3 separate regions of the Homo sapiens genome follow, and regions 2 and 3 are each linked to region 1. A link is an interaction called in ENCODE POLR2A ChIA-PET data of the cell type or tissue named here. Cell type or tissue: MCF 10A. All regions are shown on one strand. Links, peaks and the distances in the headings refer to the core of each region. The heading gives the core; the rest is flanking DNA.

Evidence for each region. ChIA-PET counts read pairs that join two places held together with the same protein. Peaks named below come from ENCODE experiments on the same cell type or tissue, not always from the same donor. Only the 100,000 strongest peaks of a DNase experiment are listed, where the experiment ranks them.
Region 2: POLR2A ChIA-PET joins it to region 1 with 55 read pairs; 7 of 35 experiments call an interaction of 5 or more read pairs at or near these places.
Region 3: POLR2A ChIA-PET joins it to region 1 with 12 read pairs; 11 of 35 experiments call an interaction of 5 or more read pairs at or near these places.

The regions. Positions count from the first base shown.
Region 1 is chrX:110,315,193-110,323,430 of GRCh38, forward strand. It overlaps AMMECR1 (AMMECR nuclear protein 1), which reads right to left and starts at 2,893. Exons shown (of 6, transcript NM_015365.3): 1 at 2,407-2,893. The coding sequence starts at 2,879. It overlaps LOC105373312 (a long non-coding RNA gene), which reads left to right and starts at 3,060. Exons shown (of 4, transcript XR_938504.3): 1 at 3,060-3,256. RefSeq lists silencers at 454-553, 2,406-2,561, 2,606-2,665, 2,859-3,193, 2,926-3,075 and an enhancer at 2,756-2,885. In MCF 10A, for the core only: no CTCF peak of the experiment used is centred there; a DNase peak (open chromatin) is centred at 2,959.
Region 2 is chrX:110,398,962-110,407,199 of GRCh38, forward strand. All of the region lies in intron 1 of RTL9 (retrotransposon Gag like 9), which reads left to right. It also overlaps a transcript of AMMECR1 not described here. Among named protein-coding and RNA genes, the nearest start is that of RTL9, 44 kb to the left of the region's middle. In MCF 10A, for the core only: no CTCF peak of the experiment used is centred there; a DNase peak (open chromatin) is centred at 3,650.
Region 3 is chrX:110,216,184-110,224,421 of GRCh38, forward strand. It overlaps AMMECR1 (AMMECR nuclear protein 1), which reads right to left. Exons shown (of 6, transcript NM_015365.3): 3 at 335-449. Among named protein-coding and RNA genes, the nearest start is that of SNORD96B, 4.8 kb to the right of the region's middle. In MCF 10A, for the core only: no CTCF peak of the experiment used is centred there; no DNase peak of the experiment used is centred there.

The sequences.
Region 1 (8,238 bases), core at 1,960-4,459:
GCACTGTTGAAATGCTTAGTTATGTCCCTCCCATAATCAGGAAGTTTTCCTGAATTTTCCACAGTACACCTCAAAAATGAGTTGAAGATAAATGGAAATAAGACAGTCCATTTTCCACTTAAGTGAACTTTCATTCTCCACTTGGTCATGTTTAGTGTCTACTCTACATTAGTTGTTTTATAGAATACATGACACATTCAAGGTCTGCTAGATGATAATAGTTATTATTCTTCCACCACCGTTTCAACATATCCACAGTGGTCAAAGTGTGTCCTATCATCTGCTTAATTCCATGAAAAAGAAATCCAGGGGCTGGGGTGTTTGAATAGAATAATATCTAAATACGTGTGCAAAGTGGCTACTGTTAAAATGATATTTTCAAAAGCATTTTCTGTATGAACTGGTCAAGCTCACTTTCCTTTTAAAATTCTTGTTATAGTCATTGAGTTAACCCAAACTCACTGTAAAATGTGTGAAAATAGCACCTCCTGAAAGTGTGTTCTCATATGCTTTGGAGCAATGGAGCGTGAATACTAAAGCAGCCTTTGCCAAACTCATGTTAACAGCTCAAGAACTAAACAGGAGTGAATTTTTGCAGTCCCATGACTTTGCAGAGCCAACCTAAGTATCATCCCAGGACTAGCTTTAATACATCACAGACATCCAAGAGAAGGCATAAAAGTCACAAATAAGTGACTCAAGCTAATAAATATTTCATAGATTTATTTTACATGGCAGTCTTTTCAAAATGAATTTTACTTCTTAACCAAAAAAATGAATTGGCTAAATAAAAGTGTGGACTTAGGATTTAAGCTTCTAGAATTAACACTATGAAATTTATAAAGATATTTATTTGACGAAGTGTTCTCCTGGATGCTCTTTCATGCACTTCTCATAAACCAATGCCCAAAGATTAACCAAGTCTAAAAGAAAATGCACAGACCACAGAAGAGTCATACAAAATTAAAGACATTTAAAGAATGAAAGCCAAAGAAAACAAACAGTACAAATGCACAATTTCCAGGACACTTTATTGTAATTTCCACTTTACATATTAATTTAATATTTTAGTCTAGGCAGAAATGTTTATACTTATACAACAGTAGTCCAATCCTCTAATCTCACAAAATGAAAAGGAGCAGTTTTAAAAGAACATCAATTCAGGTATTTATGATATGGGGGACAAGGGGCACTTGTCTTAGCTGGAAAAGGGGCTGATGCCTTTCAGTACGAGTTTCACTGAAATTTTTTCTGTATTATTTTTCTTGTTGATGCTAAGTACTCAAATAAAAGCAATTGCACTTTTTCTCATTCTGCCCTCTCTTGGTCTTTACATTCTGTCTAGCATTTAACGCAAAAAGTCAGTTTACATTCAGTTTACACATTAAAAAAAAAAAACCATATGCCCCACCTCCCACACATCCAAATGGACAGGGATTAGAATTAACCTGGCTTTTAGCTGTAACAGTGCTATTTTAAAATTTTTCAACCACACACTTGAAGGGTAAAATAATTTAAGATACAAAACCAAAGGAAACCATAACAATTCCTACACATTTACTATTTAACTGTTCTCAAATCATCAAGTATAACATGGATTTCTTAAAAAGTGAAATCGACACAAAAGCGAATGCACGCTTAATGTACAAACTGACCGTGGCTCTGTGGGGACAGTTCTCTTTGAATGAGCTATTATCCAGACGGTGGAATGGAAAAAAAAAAAAAAAAGGTCGCACTCTTCAAATGTGAGGAAGCCGGCAGTGCGCTCGCTACACGAGAAACACATTTTAATGGGTGTATTTGGATAAAAATAAGTAGTAAGGGAAAAATGTGTTTTAAGAAACCTCCCCCCTTCCCAGGGCACAAGAAAACCCAGAGGAGAAGATGGGTAACCTCACAAGCTCCAGAGCTAAGTTCCATCACTAACAGAAGTTGGATAGTTGCTATTTTTCATCCTGCAATGGGATAGTAGTTCTCCATGTGCAAGATACGCGGGGCGGGAATACTGGCGGGGCTTTCACTTGGGGTAATGGAAACCAAAGTGAGGAGAGGTCAACACCTTGAGTAACCCAGATCTCCAAAACCGGGGCAGGGTGAGGGGTGGTGGGGGTGGTGAAGGAGACAAGTAAAGGAGTCAAAACTCCTCGAAGTCATCGCAAAGAGAAAGCTAACACCTCTAGGAGCCACGGGGCCATTCCTTGCAGCAGCACCCTGCTCCAAGTGTGGGGTGCCTGCCTCGGAGGGCAAAAAGCGCAGGGTGCCCTTAGTTCAGTTGAGTAGCTCCGGGGACCCGGGCAGCGAGAGGGCAGGGGCATCCGCCGGCCGGGAGGCGGACTCGCACTTTGCCTCAACTCTGAGCCCCATCCCGAGCGCAAGGGAGAGGGCGGCGGAGGGCACGGTACTCACTAGGGCTCGTTGGTGAATCGGGGGGTCCGGGGCTGCTGGTATCCATACAGGTGACAGTAGAGCACATCGAAGCAAAAGCAGCACATCTCTGCTGACACCACCATCTTCCGGGAGCCCGGCGATGAGGACGAGGCGGCGGACGATGAGGAGGGTGAGGAAGAGGTGGCGGCGGCCGGGGTAGAAAGTAGGGTCCCCACTCCGCAGCTCGGAGGTGGCGACAGGGCGATCCCCCCGCCGCCGCCGCCGCAGCCCTGGGGGGGAGAGAGGGTACAGCCGCTGCCGCTACCTCCTCCGGTTAGACCTCCCAGCCCGTTGAGCCGCGTACCGGCGCCTCCTAGTCCCAGCTCCCCAGCTCGGCACTGGCTCTCTCCGCTGCAGTGGGAGGAGGAGGAGGCGCCACCACCGCCACCCGAGCCAGAGGGGGGCGAACTGGACAGTTTCTGCTTCTTCACCCCGCAGCAACCCGCCGCCATCTTGGAACAGTCTCCCCCACGCAGCGTTTCCGACCCATAAGTGAGGCGAGCTGGCGGCGGGGGCGAGCACGCTGCGGCTCAGGCCGCCGGGGGCGCGCCAGAGGCTGGCGGGGCGCGCGCGCGCCGCTCCCGGCCCCGTCTGCCTAGCCACGCGGCTGCCCCGCGCGCGCCCCCGCCTCGGTGCGCGCTCCTCGCTTTCGCGGCTGGGCGCCTCGCGCCTGTCCCGCCCGACTCGTGCCTCTTCTGAGCCGCAGCCCCAGCCCCAGCCCCAATCTCAATCTCTCCGGCCGGCAGAGGTTGGAAGACAGGAAGCCGATTAGAAAGGAAGGTGAAGGAAACAAGAGTCAGACAGCGGAAAGTGGGAGCAAAGGGAGAAGGTGGGCACGCCCGGGAAGGAAGGAGGGAAAGGGAAACTAGTGGGGGTAGGGGGGAAGAAAGGAGAAAGTCCGAAGTAAGCATCCAGGTCCCAAAGCACAGCTCAGTAACCCCCCGCCGCAAGCAGTATTAATGACACTTAAGCCCAGTTACGTGGAACCTGAGCCACCCGGCCTCAAATACACGGGTTTCTGAACTGTTGGAGTGTGAGCGAGCAGGTGCCCAGAGCTCCATACCTGAGACCGCCCCTGTAAAGTGTGTACAAAGCAATCCAGGAAATGGCCACGCTGCTGTCTTTTTAATTCCAGCCTAAGCACACACCAGGGTACTCTTTCCTTTCCTTATGGAGAAATATTCAAGTCCGACTGAATCTATGTATCTTGTACTTGTTCCCCCAACTTACCCTCCTTGCCCCGTTTAAACATTTAAAAGCCAAAAATAAAGTCCTAACTAATACTTCACTGGTTCAAAGATACTAATTGTGCTTTGGGACTTGCAGTGGTGGACTTTTCTGGTTTTGGTTTTTATTTCTTGGCTTGGGTACAAAGCAATTAGGAATATTATCTGTAGTGCTCAGATCTTAGAGATAAATAGGGAAGGTAATGTACTTAGTCACAAATTGAAAGATTTTGTTCAAGTATATAATTAGCTCTTAATATTCATTTTTAAAATTTCTCAATTAAATGCTTGGATGGATGAGGAGACATATGAGTCAGTCCCTTTCTGGGTGCCTAAGTGCAGCTTAATAATAAAAATAATGACAATAATCAAATGTTAAAATTCGTAGAAATGAACGTGATAGAAATAGAAAGCGTAAGTTATTTGCATTGTATCTACACCATGCTAAAACATCTAGATAAAGTCAGGTATCTGCATATTTAAAAACTGCAGATTGATTTTTGTCACCTTTTTTCTACATGCGTGGGATCTTGCAGATAGCTGGGGGCTGTTCATTCCACTCAGGGAATAAAAACAAAACAATTTATTCATTCAGTAATATTGAGCCTCTGCACCATACTATGTGCACAACACTATACTTCTGTTGAAATCCAGGGCGTACTCAGGAAGTATGCCTCCCGCTCTAAAAGAGTTTATGAATTAAGTCAGATACATGCACATAATCAGATAAATAGCTATTATAGTATGTATTGAACACTTTTTAGGTCTCCAATACCATACCTCGTCCTACCCCATAATCCTTCAGAATAAGATACTATCTCGTTTTATCTTCACAACAATGCTCTGAGGTTACTCATTAACAGATGAGGCTATTAAACCTCAGAAGTAATTTGCCCAACATCACACACCTAGAAAGTAACAGAGCTAGGATTGGAATGCTGGCATGTCTGATTCCAAAAACCATGCCATTATACTACATTGCCTCTCACTAACAATATATGATAACAAGGCTAAGGATGGACAAAAGATAGTGACATTACACTCCAGCAGGTGGAACCGAGGTTAAACAGAAATAAGAACTTAGTTTTTATGGAAAGATTGAGAGACACTGAAATATGTTACCAAGGAAAGATGAAAAATCTCCTTCCAAAAAGATTTTATGAGATAGATAGATGAAAATCTGGAATGGTTAGATGCAGCCTAAAGACAAAAGGGATAGTTTAATTGGTCGGTGATATGTAATTTCATCCTCTCAAACTTCATCACTGTTAGAATTAACCTTAAGTATGAAACAAATAACAATTCTTTGTCAATTACTAGTGGAGTAAAAAAATGCATTAATATTTTGTCTATGTTACAGAAGAGAAAGCAGATTGGTTTTTTTAAAAAGCACCACAACAACTGGTATGTTAGGGTGTTTTGTACGTTAGGGTGTTTTGTTTTGTACTTTGTCCTTAACTACCACAGGCTACCTTTTAATTTTTTTGAAACTAGACTGAACATAATATCAGACAATAGGTATCGATTTACTCCCCACCCCACTAAAGTGATCATTTCTAGAGTAAAAAACCAGAGCCATTTAATGACATCACAAAACAGTTTAGCACAGGAAGCAAAGTAGGATACCATGGATGGCTGCTTCTGCTAGGGGAATTTAGGAAAGCAGAATGTAATCTCCCAATTTAGAATTTGGCCAGTAGACAAGAGTCTAACGCCCCTACTCTTGTGAAAAATAGCAAGGAATCTTTAATAAGCACCAGTAGTCATGTCCTTAGTTCTGCATTTCATCTAAAAGACAAAGCACTATCATGGCTATCCTGCCAGGCTAAGGGACTGATGCAATGGGAAAACCCAAAGACAAGGACACCCCAGCTGAATTACAAAAATAGCTTTTCCCTAGAGGATTTTCAATTCCAATTCCAAACCTCACTAGCATAAAGAAAATAGACAAACACAAATGTGATAATTGCAGAAAATACATCATTACCTGACCGCTAGGGGTTATTATCTAAGTACTTTGTTGTATTGGCTGACTAAAAGGGGGAAAAACACTAACCTTTATCTTTGTGTTAACTTCTCCTGAGCCTGGCTCATCTCCCATACTAACCTTGAGCCTCAAGATGCTTTATAAATCGCTTGGCAAGTAGTGGTGATGGTGGTAATGTCTCCTTTAGGCATTTGAGGAAATGCCTCTCCTGGCCTTGTTTTCTTGTAAAGTCACCAGCATAAAAAGAAACATATTTCATTCAAACATAAACTAAATCCACAGAACAAATTCTGTGAAAAAAATTTTTTTACATCTATGCAAAGTGCACACTGGGTGGATAGAAAAACTGACCTTGCTCAGGATTCTCTTGACTTGAAGTATAAAGGTCAAAATATGATAGAGCACATGGTTTCTACCCACTGCTGATACTGGACTGCAGTGATAATACCCTCCAGAGGAAACTTTAAGTTGCCTTCCTCTCTTTGTAACTGACTGTCAATCTGGGAGCTGAAGATTCCACTTAAAAAAAAAAAATAGGCCATAGTCTCTTTGTCAACAAAGCACATTCAAATTGTGAGCATTTTTATTTCTGCAATTTAGAGGCAGCTCTAAATTGCTGTTAACTAACTCCTGTCAAAGGCTTTGTTTTACAACTGTGGAAAAAAATACTTGGACAGAGGTTATGCATATTATTTATTGTGCAGCAAAGCTAGTAATTGAATTAAACCCAATAGTTAGTTAATATATTATCATTGCCTCAATTTGTTCTCGTGTTTACAACATAGTTATTTTTTCATTTCAGAAAATAAGAATAATTATAATTCGATGAGGTGGTGAACTTAATGTTGCAAAATTATTTTCTTAGGTTTCTGGGGTTGTGGGTAAAAGGAGGAACATTCACATATTTCATTGAAAAAAAAACCTGCCATTTATGCCCAAACAAGTGTTATTTTTATCCTCTGTCATCAAACTTTCTCAACTGTCATCCTTGAACAACTGCAGAATGTAATATTCTTAGCTACCACTTTGATCTAACCTTGTACACGTATAACACATGGTTGTTGTGGTGGAGGTGGTAATCAGTTCCCTTTTATATTTGAATGAATACGTGAGTAAATACTGAAATTCTTTACCTACTTTTCAATTCAAATTCGTAAATCAGTTTTTGTTTTTCTGATTACAAAACAGATCCTTCCTTCCAAAATTCTTTCTTTATCTAATGAACACATTTATGAGCAAAAGCACCATGATCTACCTTGGATTGTTTTCTAGTTGTTTCATTTACATCTTCTATTGTCAACTTGAGTACAAACTAATTGAATGTTGTTTTGCTACCTATTTCCTTTAGAGAAAGTTCTATAAACTCCTTAATGAGATTTAGATATGCTAATATCTACTCTGAATGTGGAAGAATTAATAAAGCTAGCTAGTTGTAGATTGGAGAAAAAGGCTTTCTAGGAAGAAGATGATCAAACAGAGTGTTATTTGGGGCAGTTAGAGGAGTTGTGAACAATCAAAACATGAAGGTGTCTACTATAGTTTGGGAAAGTCTTTACTTGACTGTTTTTCTCTTTTCTCTCTTTTTAAAAGAAGAATTCATCTACTAGCTTCTGTACATATATTGGGGTTTGAAAATGTACATAATGAAACCCAATTGGCCTCACCTGAAAAGTTAATTATAAAAATATAGCTGTTTAACTAATCTCATTGTGTTCTGGGGCACCTATTCCAGTTGGTTGGAGGCACAGTTTTGGCAGGGTGAGGATTAACATTGTCAATTAAAATATAAAAGTCTGTTCTGAATTAAGTCTCTTTTGTACAAATAATCAATGTAAAGTACAAACTCACTCATGGCACCGAGGAGCAGAAATCTGATCCCTATAACCTCTGCTAGATCCCACTTGAAGTGTAGCTCATTTTGCCTCACTCTATTCACTGCTTAAATGTTCACAATTTATGGCTTATTCTCTCAGCATGAGTAATACACAATGATTGTGTCAGGAAGCTCAGTCGTCTCTCATTACTTACTATTCGGGATTCCTACCCTAGCTCCTAATAGTGCAGCTAACCCTCCAAACTTCAGCCAGATCCTCCATCTGGCCCCTGACGTTGGCTATCCACCCTACAGCCTTTTCTTTGGGGCTGTTCACCTTATGCCACAGCCACTGCCTGGTAAGTAGGCTGCTGCTTAATCCTCAGCTGACTTCTGCATCTTCCACAAGATTCCACAAGGGATTCTAGATTTCTTTCATGCCACTTGACGGTCTTCTAAAACCTCAAGCTGCTATTTCTATTGCAGATACTTCATGGTAGCATATAGCTTTTCTAAGGGGCTTGAAATTTCCCATGCTACACTCTGCTCTGTGTTTCCTCCAGAATTCTCTGGTTTGTTCTTTCTTTCTTCTTTTTATTGAGATATAATTCACAAAGGATACCATCCACCCATTTAAATTTTACAATTCGATGATTTTTAGAATATTCATGCAGTTATGCAACCTTCAACATAATCAATTTTGGACACTTTCATCACCCCAAAAAAGATACCCCATACCCATTAGCAGTTACTCTTCATTCCTTCCTATTCCTCTTCAGCCCTAG
Region 2 (8,238 bases), core at 2,635-5,134, 84 kb after region 1:
GATTATTGATACCTGCCATATATGTTGACTAGGAGAGTGGTGGAACTCATGTTACCTATTAGCCGTTTCTCAGTGAATGTCTCTGCCTCATTAGTGGTACAGCTAAGAACAGAACTCAGGCTCCTGACTCATGGTCTCTTGTTCTTTCTGGTTTACAATGGACTCACAATAACAACAATAATATAATACAGTGTATCACATAATGAGTGTCTACTCACTGCCAGGCACTCTCCTAAGCACATTCCACTTTCTGTACCTTACTTTTAATTCTCAGAACAACCCTTCAAGGTAGGCACATTCAACCCCAAACTTAGAAATGCAGAAGCCTAGGCTCAGTGAATTTTAAAAACTTACCTAAGGTCCACAGTGAGCAAGTGGTAAAACTGGAATTTAAACCTACGCTGGTCTGGCTCCAAAGCCTAAACCCTGTGGTCTCACTTCCTGCAAACACAATGTTGAATTTGCGCTCACAGCAGGTGGAGATGACCCTGGTCCCACTGCTTTGATTAAGACTAAACTGGAGTGAAAAAATCATTTTTGTTCTTACTAATTTTCTTAAAAAGATTTGTTCACAGTTCCTTACTTAGATGGAACTGATTTTTTCGGGCTGTCTCATATTAGATGTGATACAAATTGACATGTTAGGAGAGCTGATGTGAAAGGCGACCTGGTTCACTTACAAATAAATGATTAATATAATCTCATTGTGCGGCTAGCCTGCATTACTGATTCTCTCACTTGGGAGGCTCAGAAAAACAACAGGTCAGACAATAAAACCCATGCTAGCATAAGACTATAGTGTGGGATGACCATGGATGAGTCAGGGAGAATAAGAAGATAATTAACTAAGAGGGAGTTCTATGGAGTTCGAAGATAATTAAAAAATGTTCCTTCTCTATCCTAAGAATATCTGACATTATTAGCGAAGGCAATGAATAAGATAAGGGGAAGAGGTGAGTTAATTAGAATTATGAGATACAACATTTTAAAGAAATTGACAGGGATCACATTTCAACGGAAAGACATTCAATTCAACCGACTTCATTATAGCAATTCAACATTGATTAGGGACATGTTATGTGTGTGGCTGTGCTCTGTGTGCTTAGAGGACTACTGAGATGCTGTAATCTTCCTCCCTGACATTCTACTGAATAGATACCCAAGTTTTGGCAGCGCAGTAAATAATCTCTTACACACACATTTGGGTGCAATTTCTAAAATTGTTTCTGCAAAATAGTATTATGTGCCACTGAGTAGATATCTTGTATGCCAGATATTACTGTTCCTGCCAGGCTAAATGTTCAAACAACATGGAAGCCTCAGTGATAGCCAATCCATTATTTATCTACCTATATTCACTTCAGTTGCCAAAACTATTCTAAATATAAGGAATCCCTTCCTTAGAGGCCCCAATATGGCTTTCCGTATTGTTCTGAGTCCTTTCTAACTGGTTAATGCCCATGCCATATTGGTTATCATAAATTTTGAATAGCATCTTTTCTCTGCTCAGAAGTGTCGCTCAGTAATACCCTACCTCTTCTGACTCCTCCTACAGTGTAATCTCTCACCAGTCCTCACTACATTCTGAACTGATGTTCCAGCTCCACTTAAATCTGTCATGTTTTGTTCCTTAACATATGCTATTCCCTTTACTTGGAATACACTCTCTTTCCTTGTCTGCCTAACAATTGCTGCTTGTCTCGCAAATATTTTCTCTGTGAAGCTTTCTCAGTGCCCTTAGGTACCCTCATGGCCCTCCTGAATTTATCTCTATTATAATGTTTTATATTTTATGGCAAGAGTTTGTTGGATCTTTGCCCACTTGAATGTGAGCCCCTTGAGAACAGGGACTATTTTATTTATGTCTGAGTCTCTAGGGAACAAAAGAGGGATTCAGGGCTTATGTGGTAAATGAATCAATGAATGCTCCCAGTTCTTCGTCATCTTTAGAGGCTACTTCCAGGGCTTTTAAATTTGGACTCCCTTTTCTTCCAAGAGGTGGTGAGAGCAGGGTAGGTGGACATGATATTTAATGAATTTCTTTTAAGTGCCAGACATTGTGCTGAACCATTTACACAAACAATCTCACGTCTCAAGTCGATGTTTTTATTTTCATCCTCGTTTTACAGATGAAAGTGGAAAATTCAGACCAGTGACTTGCCACATTCAGAGGAGTAACAAAGATACATAGCAAGTAGGCTGCAAAGCTAGGATTTGAACGTAGGCTCCAATACCTGCATCAGCTCCCTTGCACTGTGCACTCTTCCCTCGCTTGTGTGTATGGTGAGCAGAGTCAGCTCTGGGCAAAATGGTGAAATAAGCCAAGTTTGTCTTTAGTGTCTTCAGACTCCCAGTGTGTCTCGGGGACTCAGTACTACAGTGCCACCTACATGCTGCAACACCTACTATGGCTCCTACAGGCAGCCCATCCTGCTGAGAGCTTCTCCTTCCTAACTCCTCTAAGACCTTGACCTCTGGTTTGTGTTTTCTGAAGGTAAACTGCCTTAACCTAACCTTTTCCAGAGCACATATTATATTTATTGGTGCCTTCCCAGAAAGCAATCTTTAGCTTAGGAGCAGGTAGCTCCCACGGGAGGCATGTAGGTGTTTCTGTGTTGTGGTAAGGGGAAGGGGTTGTCTGGGGGCCTCTATCAAGATACACCATGGAGGCTTCTCCTACAACCAAAGGGTGTTTGGCCCCTTTCTCAGATGGCTGAGGGCCCTGGAGTCAGATCAATAAGCATTTGAATCTTGGCTCTGCCATTCACTGATTGCATGATTTCCCACAGTTAATCTCAGTGAGCCTTCGTTTCCTCCCCTGTAAAATGGATCTAATAATAGTTCTCATCTCCTAGACGTGTTGTGAGGATGACATGAGATAACACACTTACGGTGTCCAGTACAAAATAAGCATGTAAAAATGTTAACTGTTCCCTTAAATCAATTTTTAGTAGTCTTCTGCCTCACCCCCATAACCATCCAGGTCTCTCTTCGCTTCCTTGTTTCTCTTTTCCTCTTCTCACCAACAAGTCTCTTTCTTCAAAGTCTCCCTTTCCTTTCCCAACTCCCTCCCACCAGTACGCTCAACCTTTGGCAACCCTCTGTCCCACACTTTCCAGGTCAATCCCAATTTCAGATAATCTCTCTTGATATCAAACTGCATGACCTGATTTGAATCGGAAAACAGAGTGAAACAGAGTCCCTTGCTCTGAGGAATGTTGCTATGGTCTATCTTAGATCAAGAAGACAAGAGCTGCCTTGGCAGCCCTACATCATAATCTGATGAGCATGAAGAAGGCTCACCTTGCCTATAAATATTTGTTTTTTGCCTATGAGTGATGCCAGAAACCGTCATGGTCGGCATACAATTCCTTTGAGTCAAATTGCAAGGTTTGTCTGTCAGGGTTGCCTTGGTAAGGCAGGGTTATTATTTATATCTGAGTGCAAATTCCTTGATCAGAGCCTTTCCTGTCAGGGAGAGGAGACGGAAGGGTTCCAGGGAGCCTACTCCCCACGGAAGAGGAAGGCTGTGCTAGCATGGATGGGGTATGTGAGTGTGGGAGCTCAGCTGACTGAGAGCTGTGTCCCCGGCTCCATTTTGCCTAGGGGCGAGCCCTGTGTGTTGCAACAGATGTGTGCTTTGGAATCACCAAGGTTGGGAAGCCAGGCCTCAGAGGGAGTGGCTGGAGGCTGATCTCATCCTGAAATGATGTGGGCTTGGATTCCCAGAGGGTGGAGAGGAGGACCAGTCCAGAGAGAAGGACATGCTTTTGGAGGGAGGTCTAAAGACAAAAAGAGGGCTTTAGTTATTTTTTGAGCTTAGGTGTAGGTGATGGTTGGGGGTAAGTGACAAAAGAAAATAGGTCCTGAAAGGGGGGTGTCTCCTTTCATGATTAGGAACAGAAGAATGAACTCAAGGACTGCCCCCTTTTCTTCAGGAAGCAAACAACTTCTGAGGGTGTGACAGGGTTCACTGGGTGTTCCCCTTTAAGGGAGGTTAGCCCCTACGTGAAGCTGCTTGGCTGGTAGAGGATAATTGGGTGTTCCCCAATCCAGATAAGCAGAAGCTCAGGTGCCCCTCCCTGTAGGCTTTTCAGCTTTCTTTATCACTTGCTAGGCAGGCCCTGCCATCCTTGGGAGTAGGTATGAGAGAGGGAGTTGAGAGGCCAGGCTTTCCCTGCCCCTGTTCTTCACAGAACACAGCTGAAAAAGGAAGGCCAGAGATGTGACACCCCCCAGCCCCAGGGATTCTACCACACATTGCAAACCTCACAGAGGATGCTTATTCTACAAAATTTGTGGGCATATTCATAGGTACTATGGAGCTAAATAATTTGAAAACAATAACAAAACCCATTTACTGATTATTTGGTTAATAAAGACCTCATTCCTTCAAAGTATGTTGCTAGGAGCCACTGAAAGTGGACTTGACCTGAGGAGCAGCAAGGAGCTTCCTCCTGCTGTATACACAGACACACACAGACAGACAGACAGACACACACACACGCATGCGCGCACACACATGCACATGCCCGGATCCTTCTCCAAACACGTCCATGATACCAGGGCAGCAGAATTGGGGCACATTAGAGACACAGGCTCTGCCCACATTCTGAAGCTCCCTGTCATTCCCAGGTCTTGGTGCTTGGCCAGACTCCCCTTACCCAGACTCATAGCCTCATAGCTATCATTCCAAAACCCCAAAAGCTCTGGAAACTGAGAGCCTTTGTACGTTTATGACAAACTCATTTGGCAGCGCAACTTGAACTGACATGAGGTTATTTATAGTCTTTATTTTTCACACCCTGTGTGAATATTCATGTGTTTTTGCTCCAGAAATATCAATGTACTTGATTACTGGGTACTGCCTCAGACCCCACTGGAGGTGATATATATGTGCTGTATACACCCAATCGCCTTTTAAAAGTCCAAAGCATTCTGAATTCCTTCAATTATACTAAGCCTCCCACTGTCTTATAATGATCTGTTTGGCATGTCTCCCTCATTAGCCTGTGAACTTCTTCTCCAGTGCTCAGCACACAGTCCAGCATGGGGTGGAAGCTCGACTAATGTTTTAGGAATGAAGAACGAACAGTCTTTAGTGATTCCGGAGACTTGTTGTCATGTTCTTTCTTACATCTAAACTAAAGTACGTCATGCTACCATTCGTTTATTCTGTGCCATCAATAGCGAGGAAGAACAGTTGGTCAGGCTCCTTCATTTTTTTTCCTCTTGAGGCTAAATCGTCCTTATAATCCTAATACCTTTAACCTTTTCCCCTAGATCCTCTTTTCCAATCCCTTAATCGTCTTCATTGCTGTCTTCTGAAGTCTTTACAGGTTCTTTCCTTCCGAAATTGTGGCCTAGTGCTTAGGATAGGGCTGCAAAGAGCCCAGCTATTACACATAATAGGCCTCTGGTTTCTATGGTGCTTTTCCGATCAGTTTCATTTGGCTGGGCTAAGAAGCTTTGCCTTTAAAAATACACTCGCAGGACAAACTCCAGGGGCATGAACAACTTTCACCTGAGCATGCTGGTTGGTAATAGGAAGGGAAAATAGCACTGTCTGATCATAAGAAACTGTAATTACGAAAGCTGAAAGCAACAGGTAACACATGCAGTAGGCACCTGTATACAAAAACCACTGTTGATAATTACGGTACCTCAGCCTATTATTTTTACCTTGGGAGAACCGGCCTTGTTTGTGCGCATCATGTGCCTTTTCTCTCATAAGGTTGCTAAAGGCCATTTCTGACCACTTCCCATTAAATTCAGGGAGTGAACCTGACTCTGTCAGGGTTGCTGAAAATCACCGGATTAAGTTAAACTCACTAATTAAGCCTGTTAGACTTCCTGTAACTCACGATTTTTCTTGGCATAAGTAAAAACATTTCACTCAGAGGCAAAATGTGTTATATTAATAACCAGGAAACAAGAAAATACACATAGTAGCATTTTCGGAAGCAAATTCTGTCATCCGCATTCTGTTGAAACGGCCATTGTCATTTCTCCTAATAGCCTAAAGTGTTTACTTTTGGGGTGGAAACTATACATACTGTGATGGAGATTCAGAGATACGCTTTTGTCAGTTAAATTCGAAAAATATATTCAGGTGTGCTTGTTGTGTCCCCCCCCCCCCCAAGCATGAGTCAGAGCCTTTCATGGGGTTTTGTGTAAATGTATTTTCTAAGAGGTGCTGTTGGGATTTTGCATACAGGTCATTCTTTTTAAAAAGGTCACGTTGCAATTTTTCTATCCTTTCTTGTGTTGTTATCCCTCAGGGAAGAAGATGTAGAATGCCAAATTGCAAAGGGAGCTTGTAAAGAGGGGAACATTAAAATTGGATAACCAAGAGCTCCCAGAGAGGGCCTCAATGGCTGAAAGGAGCCCCTTCTGAGCAAATGGGTAGCAGCGTAAAAGCCAAATTAACCTGGGAGGAGAAGGTATGGAACTTTTGGAGAAACACTTTGTTTACCTCACCATCTTACCATATCCAGCTGGCTGTTTCTCCAAGAATGTTAGTGCTCCAGAAGGGAGGGAAACCTGTCCCCACTGCTAATAGAAGAGGCTGAAATTTTCTTTCAGAGTTTCCAGATGTCCTTGGCAAATGCTAGCAATAGTCATTCTCTCTCTTTTAATAATTATAATAAGCTGCTTTTTAAGGGAACATTAACTGTGTGGTAGGCTCTATGCTAAGTGTTTTATATAAGGTATCTCTATTAATCTTCACTATGATCCTTCCAAAAAGGTATTGCTATTACCCTCAATTTCCATAGGAGGAAACGGGCCCAAAGAAGTTAGACAACCTGGGCAAGGTCACCCAGCTAGTAAGTGGAGGAGCCAGAACTTAAACGCAGATCCACCTGACACCAACACCTGGTTCTGAACCATGGTGTGCAAGTCCTTGTAAAGTCAAACAGTCTCTTTAATAAGCTTGACTATATTTTCTCTTTTACCAAATCACAGAACATCTGGTCTGCTTAATTTTATGAGACTGTAATTACAGCAATGAAAAGGATGTTAGCCTACTCTGAAAACCCTAGCTGAAGGGCTTTCTATTGCTTTGTTTAGAGATTTGTTCTTTTCTCTCCACCTCCACCCCCGACTCCCCAAATTGGATAGTAAGTTCTTCAAGGAAGGTTCTGGAAAGTGGTTTTTTTTTTTTCTTCAAGTTCTGTGTTACATGTGCAGAACTTGCAGTTTGGTTACTTAGGTATACAAGTGCCATGGTGGTTTGCTGCACCCATCTACCCGTCACCTACATTAGGTATTTCTCCTAATGCTATCCCTCCCCTAGCCCCCCACGCCCCACAGGCCCCGGTGTGTGATGTTCCCCTCTCTGCTTCCATGTGTTCTCATTGTTCAACTCCCACTTATGAGTGAGGACATGCGGTGTTTGGTTTTCTGATCTTGCGATAGTTTGCTGAGAATGATGGTTTCCAGCTTCATCCATGTCCCTGCAAAGGACGTGAACTCATTCTTTTTTATGGCTGCATAATATTCCATGGTGTATGTGTGCCACATTTTCTTTATCCAGTCTATCATTGATGGACATTTGGGTTGGTTCCAAGTCTTTGCTATTGTGAATAGTGCCGCAATAAACATAGGTGGGCATGTGTCTTTATAGCAGCATGATTTGTAATCCTTTGTGTATATGCCCAGTAATGGGATCGCTGGGTCAAATGGTATTTCTAGTTCTAGATCCTTGAAGAATCTCCAGTGTCTTCCACGATATTTGAACTAATTTACACACCCACCAACAGTGTAAAAGCATTCCTCTTTTTGGTTCTGGAAAGTCTTATGCTCCTCTGCTTTCTATAGTTCTCATAGTGCCTGGCATGTAGTGTGTGCTCCATAAATATTGACTGATTGATGAATGTGTGGATGTTTCATGCAATAGTTTTTGGGTTGTTCAACACCATTTCTTAATGCTAAGCAAACAGGTTAGAACCTTCAAGATGTCTGTTGTCTTAATCTAGTTGCTTGCACTGAGGTAACTTTTTAATATCATCTCTGCACAGGAGCTGAATGCCTTCTTTGGCACCTGGATGATTGATTGTGTTTTCTCCTTTTCCTCGGAAAGCTCTGGTATTGCGCAAACGCTGCTTTAGGTGATTAACAATGCCGCCAACTTCACCAGTCACCTTTGCAGACAATTCTTGAATTTTATAGGAAAGTGGGAACCTGTTTAAGTATAGTTTCTAGTTAATTCTGCTTCCCCATCCTGGTTTGCTCAAT
Region 3 (8,238 bases), core at 3,877-6,376, 97 kb before region 1:
CCAGAGTGCACCAGAATGAAAGTAAGAGGAGAAATAAATTCCAGTCAGTCCTTCTTATTACTTATTAACAGCTTTTATGAGGTGCTTTGGTGAGGTAGTAGGAGAAAAATGAAAACCAAATTCAGTTTGGGGATTATAACAACACGTGGCACTTTGTCCTTTAAAAAACTCATTTACTTATATCTCGTTCAGTTGTGAGGTTTATTCATCCATATTACTCTCGACCTCCATTACAATAGAGAATGGGCTGAAAGAGTTATTTTCTGGGCCTAATTTTTAACATCTCCTCAAGAGTTACCTTCATTTTTCTTTAAAAATTTTTCTATAATCTTACCTCCCAGTCCAAATAATCACAGACATCTTCAAAGTTAGTGAGCAGAGACACTGAGCAGAAAAGCCGTGGCAGCTCATCCCTTGTCATTGGGGGAAAACGGCTATCTTTAAGGGCACTGTTAAAAACAAAGCAAATATTAAAGCAATCACTGGATATGAAAGTTCCCAATTTCAAATGCAAACAATTGTTTGAAAAAGGTAAGAGTTTCAAAAAGAATCAGTAAGATGTCAAAGGTACCAACAAGCTTCAAATGTATTCAAATTCCCCAAAGATTTTAGAAGTCACCTTTTTTTTCATTTAATAGATTGTGTTTGCTAGCCAATCTTGTGACCACTTCAATTGTAAAGAGAGAATCATCAATTACATTTCCTGTACAGCCATTTCCTGATGTCTTTCCCTGCTACTTGTAGAATCTAAGAATGTTTTATTTTGCTTTTGAGAAGAATAAAAACTAGACTAGTGGAAACTTGTAGGAAGATTTCTGGATCTAGTGCTGGTGGCAGTAAAATTATATATATATGTGTGTGTATATGTGTGTGTGTATGTATACATATATATGTATACAAACATACACATATATACAATATTGTTTTAAAAAAGATTATACTAGGAAGGCCAGTCACCATAGAACAGCACTCAAAGAATTCAAAGGAAGATCAAAATTTCATTTTCTTCAATTAAAAAAAAAACAAAGAAAAGAAATAATCATGCAAATTATAGACTAAAAATACTCATAAGAATTTCAGGCCCCCAATAAAGGATAATTTAACATATGACTCAAAAATTGTGAAACTACAGGAAATAGGGCTAATCTAGGAAATAAAAGTATGATTAGGAGACCATTAATCATGTCAATGAATTTCTGAGTACATCAACTCTGATTGGATCCTGTAATCAAGTGTAGGATATCATAGTGCCAAACTCTAGAAAACCCCACTGTAAAATGTGGAAAAACCATAATTCTTCCTGCAACGGAATAGAAAATACACACACACACACACACACACACACACACACACACACAGTGTGTGTTCCTTATACTTTTAAAAGAAACCACTTCCTGATTAAGAAAAACAAACATACCTCTGATTGCCTACTATATTAATGGCACTACTGGTATTCATAACATCCATCTTCAAATGTCCTAGATAGTAGCCAGGCTTAGAAATATTTTCATGGATTTATCCTCAGAGGTTACAAACTCAGACTCTACAAACTGCTTGGGTCATAACATAGTTCCATAGACTTGGAAAGAATTTAATTCCTTTTTCAGTGACTTTCTCACTGCTGAATTTTCTTTTTTTCATTTTCCCATCCCTTTGTTTGCATTTTGAAGCTCATCCACTGCGTTTTTATATTTGCACCACATTTTGGTGCTCATTTTATCCTGCTATACAAAGGAAAATGCTTATAGGAAGATACAGAGATGTTATATATGTATAAAAGTATATATGTTTTTCCCATTCAAGATGCCAAGATTAACCAAGAAAATCAGGAAATCTGTGATAATTCATACTCTGAGAACAGCATTTCACTATTTTATAATTTAATTACGTAAATTTCCTATGGTTTGGCTTCTTTTATTTTCCTACTGACAAATAAAAGTTTTAAAAAATACTTCCAAGTTCTCATTCAAAGCCAAGATAAAGACGTGTGTGTGTAACCACCCGCATCCCCCAACGCCACACAGGAAAGAAGTTCTAAAATACAGACCAGAAGAATTATATGCATAAAAAACAAAAGGCCAATCACATTTTCAGTTTTACTGTTAAAAGAAGAAAAAGAGTAAAAGACACATCATTCATTAGAATAATATAAAATATAATCTTAGGGGGTTATGGATTTTTTTACTGTGGTAAAATATACATAACATAAAATTACTATTTTAGCCATTGTTAAGTATATAGTTCTGTAAAATTAAATATATTTGTTGGGTATCTATCACTATCTTCCATCTCCAGAACTTTTTCATCTTTCCAAACTGAAACTCTGCACCCATTAAATACTAACTCCCCATTCCCCCCCGCCCCTAGTCCTGGCATAAAATGTAATTTAAATATACTTTTATAATTTCAAATAGTTATAGTAATACAGTCACTAATGTTTTTAATCCATAACACTTTTATTGAGATATAATTCACATACCACAAAATTCACCCTTTTAAAGTATATAATTCAATGGCTTTTAGTATATTCACAGTTGTGCAACCATCACCATTATGCAATATTAGAACATTTTCATCATCCTTAAAAGAAACTACGTACCCAATAGCAGTCACTGCATATTGGCACCACTCCCAGCTCCTGGAAACCATTAATCTACTTTGTTTCTATGGATTTGCCTATTCTGGACATTCTGTATAAATGAAATCATACAATATATTGCCTTTAGCGTCTGGCTTCTTTCACTTAGCATATTTTTGAGATTTCATCCATGTTGTAGCATGTATCAGTACTTCATTCTTTTCATTGCCTAATAATATTTCATTGTATGGATACACCAAATTTTGTTACCTATTCATTGGTTGATGGACATTTGGGCTGTTCCCACTTTTTGGCTATTATAAATAGTGCTGCTAGGGAATTGATGTATAAGTTTTAATGTGGATGTATGTTTTCATTTCTCTTGGATAGATAGCTAGGAGTGGAACTGCTGGATCATAAAGGTAATTCTACCTTTAACTTTTTGAGGAACCAATGAACTATTTCTCACAATGGCTGCACGATTCTACTTTCCCAGCAGCAATGTATGAGTTCCAGTTTCTCCACATCCACACCAATATTTGTTGTTGTTTGACCTTTTGAATATAGTGCTAGACCTCCTTTAATGAAGCACATTTTGTACCTAGCTCTAGCTTTTTCATTTTAAAAATACACATGCTGAAGTCGCTATACAGTTAATTTCTCAATACTTTGAGGCAAGTTATTTTGTTTAGTTCATTTCCTAGCAGACCAATAAAAGATAAGTTTTAGCTCAATGCAGTTCAAACTATTTGAAATCAATGTAATTTTCAAATACCTAAAACATAAGTGAAGATCAGGCTACAGTGCTTTTCTCATGACATGGAGCCTTGTTGTTTGTTCACTCATTCTAGGCTTAAAAAAAAAGAAGAATGTTTAGAACAAGGAGTTAGTAGGAAAATGCTAGAACAATGAATGGGATAAAATGACAATGGTGCCTCACCATGTCAAGATTCAAACATACTGATTTCAAAACTCTGAAATAGTAAAGGTTGTTAGTCATGATGGGAATAGTCTGATTTTACAGAGACATTTAAACAAGACTTTTGATTCTTGCATTTTTTAGCCAGCTCTAAGTAATTTTTCATTAAATTCATGAACACAGAAAAATTACAAAGGTAGGAAGTCCTCAATGTCTCTAAATGTAAATTTCTAGGGAAATGAACTAGCAATGAAAGCCTGCAAGGATTTAAGAGATTACAAAAAGATGAAAATACAGCTGGAGACTGACCTCAGAGCTGCCAGGCTGGTGTGGATAGCTGATAAACAACAAGATTCAGCTTTCCTCAACCAAGCTTTCCTTAACCAAGCTCTCTTTAGAATATGCAATGTTGAAATTGTGCTTTTAGAGAGAATACTGTAATCTGGAGTTGGGCAGTGACTTACTCAAGGTGACTCAGCTAAGTTAATGACAAGGGTAGGGATACAACTGAGATTTTCTGACTCAAGTCCAAAATTCTTTCGAGTATCTATACTTTAGTTGTCACCTTTGCATGGATTTGTTTTCAAATTTTAAAATTAAATGCTTGCCTTACTTGGCAATTCTGATCTCATACCTGTGGTACCTCTACCTAAAGATGATAAATAATCATTCAGCAGCACTCATTAGTAGCCAAAGGGTAAACAGAGCTAGACTTCCTGTCTACTGGAAATCTGCAGGAGTAAAACATTTTAAAATATTAATACTGTCCATAGAAAGCATTTTATACCAAAGTAGTATCTGCCAATTTAAATTCTAGGCAGTCTAAGGAACTGACAAGGGGGTCCTGTAAGTAAATTCATATGAATTTCTCTTTGTTAGAATAGGAAATCATTTTCTAATGTTTAAATATTGCTAGAAAAACAAAACAAAACACTTACATGTAAAATCAGTCAGCTGCTCCATCACCCATATGATGGATGGGTAAGCTTTAAACAATTACAGTTTAGTTCACATATCAAATTCAAATATATTCAATTCAAATTGGCACCTTCTCAAGAATACACCTCACCTAATTGAGAAGGAACGTTAACATTTGTCAAAGTTAATATATAATGTTATATAGTACTTTAATAAAAATGAACATTTTAAGAAAAGATATTAAGAGTTTAGCTATGAAAGAACCAAAGAGTTTGTGACAGTGCCTGGAAACTATGCTAAAAAGAAAAAAAAGTCGCTGAAAAGAGGCAAAACCTTAGATATTACAAGGCTCATCGTAAACGATAGAGCATGTAACAGAAATAATTTAAGGGACTCTGTCTAGTCATTTGCTCACTTGTTCATTCACTTTCTAAAATATTGTTGACCTTAATCGGTTAACTGCTGGAAAGTTATCAAACTGAGAGGGGCTTCATATTACATATAACTATTATTCAGGACAAGGAAGTAATTAAAACCCAAATTAAAAATCCCTGTTTGGACAGGCAAAGAGAAGCAATTCAACTATGTTTTAGTCTAAAACTAAAAGCAGTTTTTTCATGAGGGGTTTCAACCACCAGGAAATTCCATATTCTGTCATTCCCTGCTAGAGCTTCTGGAATAGAATGCATACATGGCATGTTTGAACCCCAGAAACTCAGAATACTAGAATCCTAAACCCACATCTGAAAAATTATCTACCGCTCTGTCTCACTAAGTAGCAATTTTAGCTTTCTAAAATTCACGAAGTAATGGACACAAAACAAAATGTAAAAATGTGCCTATTCATCAAACCTAAGGGTAGAGAGGAAGAACAAAAGACACAATTATGGTTAAGGAAGGAGGAAAGGTGCCTTATTTTGGTGAGGGCTGTTACTCAAAAGAAAAGTTTCAATTGTAAGCTATATGTACAGTGTTACTTAACTGGGAGATGTTTTTCCTTTTACAGTAATAATAAAACCTTCTTGCTGCTCAATGACCATTAACATTTATTAATTTTAATATATATGCTTAATATGATATGATGGGTAATTCATGGGGAATAGAGGAAAGAACTAAGGGATGGAACAAAAGGAAGAGAAGATAGGAGAGAAAGAAAGAAAAAAACAACCCCATCAAAAAGTGGGCAAAGGATATGAACAGACACTTCTCAAAAGAAGACATTTATGCAGCCAAAAAACATGAAAAAATGCTCATCATCACTGGCCATCAGAGAAATGCAAATCAAAACCACAATGAGATACCATCTCACACCAGTTAGAATGGCAATCATTAAAAAGTCAGGAAACAACAGGTGCTGGAGAGGATGTGGAGAAATAGGAACCCTTTTACACTGTTGGTGGGACTGTAAACTAGTTCAACCATTGTGGAAGTCGGTGTGGCGATTCCTCGGGGATCTAGAACTGGAAATACCATTTGACCCAGCCATCCCATTACTGGGTATATACCCAAAGGACTATAAATCATGCTGCTATAAAGACACATGCACACGTATGTTTATTGCGGCATTATTCACAATAGCAAAGACTTGGAACCAACCCAAATGTCCAACAATGATAGACTGGATTAAGAAAATGTGGCACATATACACCATGGAATACTATGCAGCCATAAAAAATGATGAGTTCATGTCCTTTGTAGGGACATGGATGAAATTGGAAAACATCATTCTCAGTAAACTATCGCAAGAACAAAAAACCAAACACCACATATTCTCACTCATAGGTGGGAATTGAACAATGAGATCACATGGACACAGGAAGGGGAATATCACACTCTGGGGACTGTTGTGGGGTCGGGGGAGGGGGGAGGGATAGCACTGGGAGATATACCTAATGCTAGATGACGAGTTAGTGGGTGCAGTGCACCAGCATGGCACATGTATACATATGTAACTAACCTGCACAATGTGCACATGTACCCTAAAACTTAAATTAAAAAAAAAAACCATATTATCCAATTCTGGAAAAAAAAAAAAGAAAGAAAAAGGAAAAAGGAATATGTAAAAAGAGAAAGGAAGAGAAAAGCAAGAAGCTGAAAAAAGAAGTAGGAGTCAAAGAAAGTACAAAAAAGGGGGACACTTAGAAAGGGCTCAAATAGAGACATATGCAAAGAAACAAGGAGAAAGCAAGAAAGGGAGAATGGAAAAGTAAGAGAGAGGAGAGGGAGATAAAGGATAACAGGTTCAGTAGGTTTTGATATATATTATCGGGCTTCTATCCTATGAGATTCACTTAGGCTTTAGAGTGTTATCACTTACTGCCCTCTGATTAAAGTTCCTGAAATGCTCTGATCTTGCATTCTTAAAAGCCTCTACTCTCTATGAGATAGCCATAGCTGCCCACCAGGAAGGGAAAATTCCCTGTGAGCTGCCAGCTGTGAGGACCAGCAAGTATCATCAGAATCTGCCTCCTAGGCCACAAATTCCTCCCCTCTAAATTAAGAGAATTGGGTCTGAATTTGATTTAGTGGAGCAGAGCTAAAACTGGAAAATAAAAGATACATAAAGAAACAGATGGCTAAATGTTTGTATATACAGAAAGTATTTCTTATTTCCCTCTACAAAATGTCTACATAATGCTTTCTCTGCAGAGTTTCTAGATTTACTCTATCTTGTTTTTAGAAATGAACTACTAGAAACTATTTTTGTTTAAATTATGTTTTTCTGATGAAAATCTGCCAAAGTAAAATGAATATAATTTAATTTTCTCTTTATGAATCTGGTTCATCTTTAAAACTCAATATAACTGGGTCATTTGTTACTGTACACCATAACAACAGTGCTCTCGAGGCCTTGGCAAGAAAAAAATGTGTGGGTTTGGAAAAGATTACGATATGACCACTGACAATTATAAGCTTGGAAATGTGAAGATATGAGATTGTCTCTACCTTCAAGAGACTGTGTAACACACAGACTGGCAAAATTTCCAGGGATCTCATCCGTGTGTTCTCTTAAGTTAGGATATACTATAAAACTGAATGAACCACCTCTTGAACTGAATTGGAATTTAGAAACCTGGTCTACAATCCCAAATTAGTATTACTTCCCCAGACCCATCAAAAGTGTGTCTCCAAGGTATAACAACAGTTCTCTGTGACTTATGCCAATAAATATAGCTCCTAAAATGCAAAATTGAAGTAATCGTTAATTAATGAGCACTATTTCACAGTTCTCTAGAACATAACATATTACAATGGCCAACAGCTTGGGTTCTGGAGTCAGATATACTTGCATTTGGATCCTGGCTCCACTATACATTAGTTGTGTGACATTTGGGCAAGTCTCTTAATCTATGCCAGCCTTCATTTCCTCATTTATGAAATGGAGATCATAACAGTACCCACCTAATGGAGCAACTGTAACAAATAAAATAATAATAACTGCACAAGTGCCTTTACTAACCTACTCAATAAGTAGTGGCTGTCAAAGAACTCTGATTGATCATCCGTCTGTCCACAGGGCTGCCCCATATTATGGCTCTGGTGAAAGAAAGGGAGCCACAGGACTAAGCTGTGCTGTGGGAAGAACTAAACAAGTTATCTTCTCTAGGAATTAAATGTGGCCATCTCGGGGGATAATGACTACCTTTCCAGGTTCTGGTGTTTTCATTTCATTTTCTTTCATTTTCAAAATAAGTATTAAACACCCACTATTTGCTTTTTATTATGCAAAGAGCCATGGAGAATATAAGAATAGATTACTAAATAATATATGGATATGTATAAAATACGTGTTAAAATCATGCTATAGGACTGCTGAGAGGAA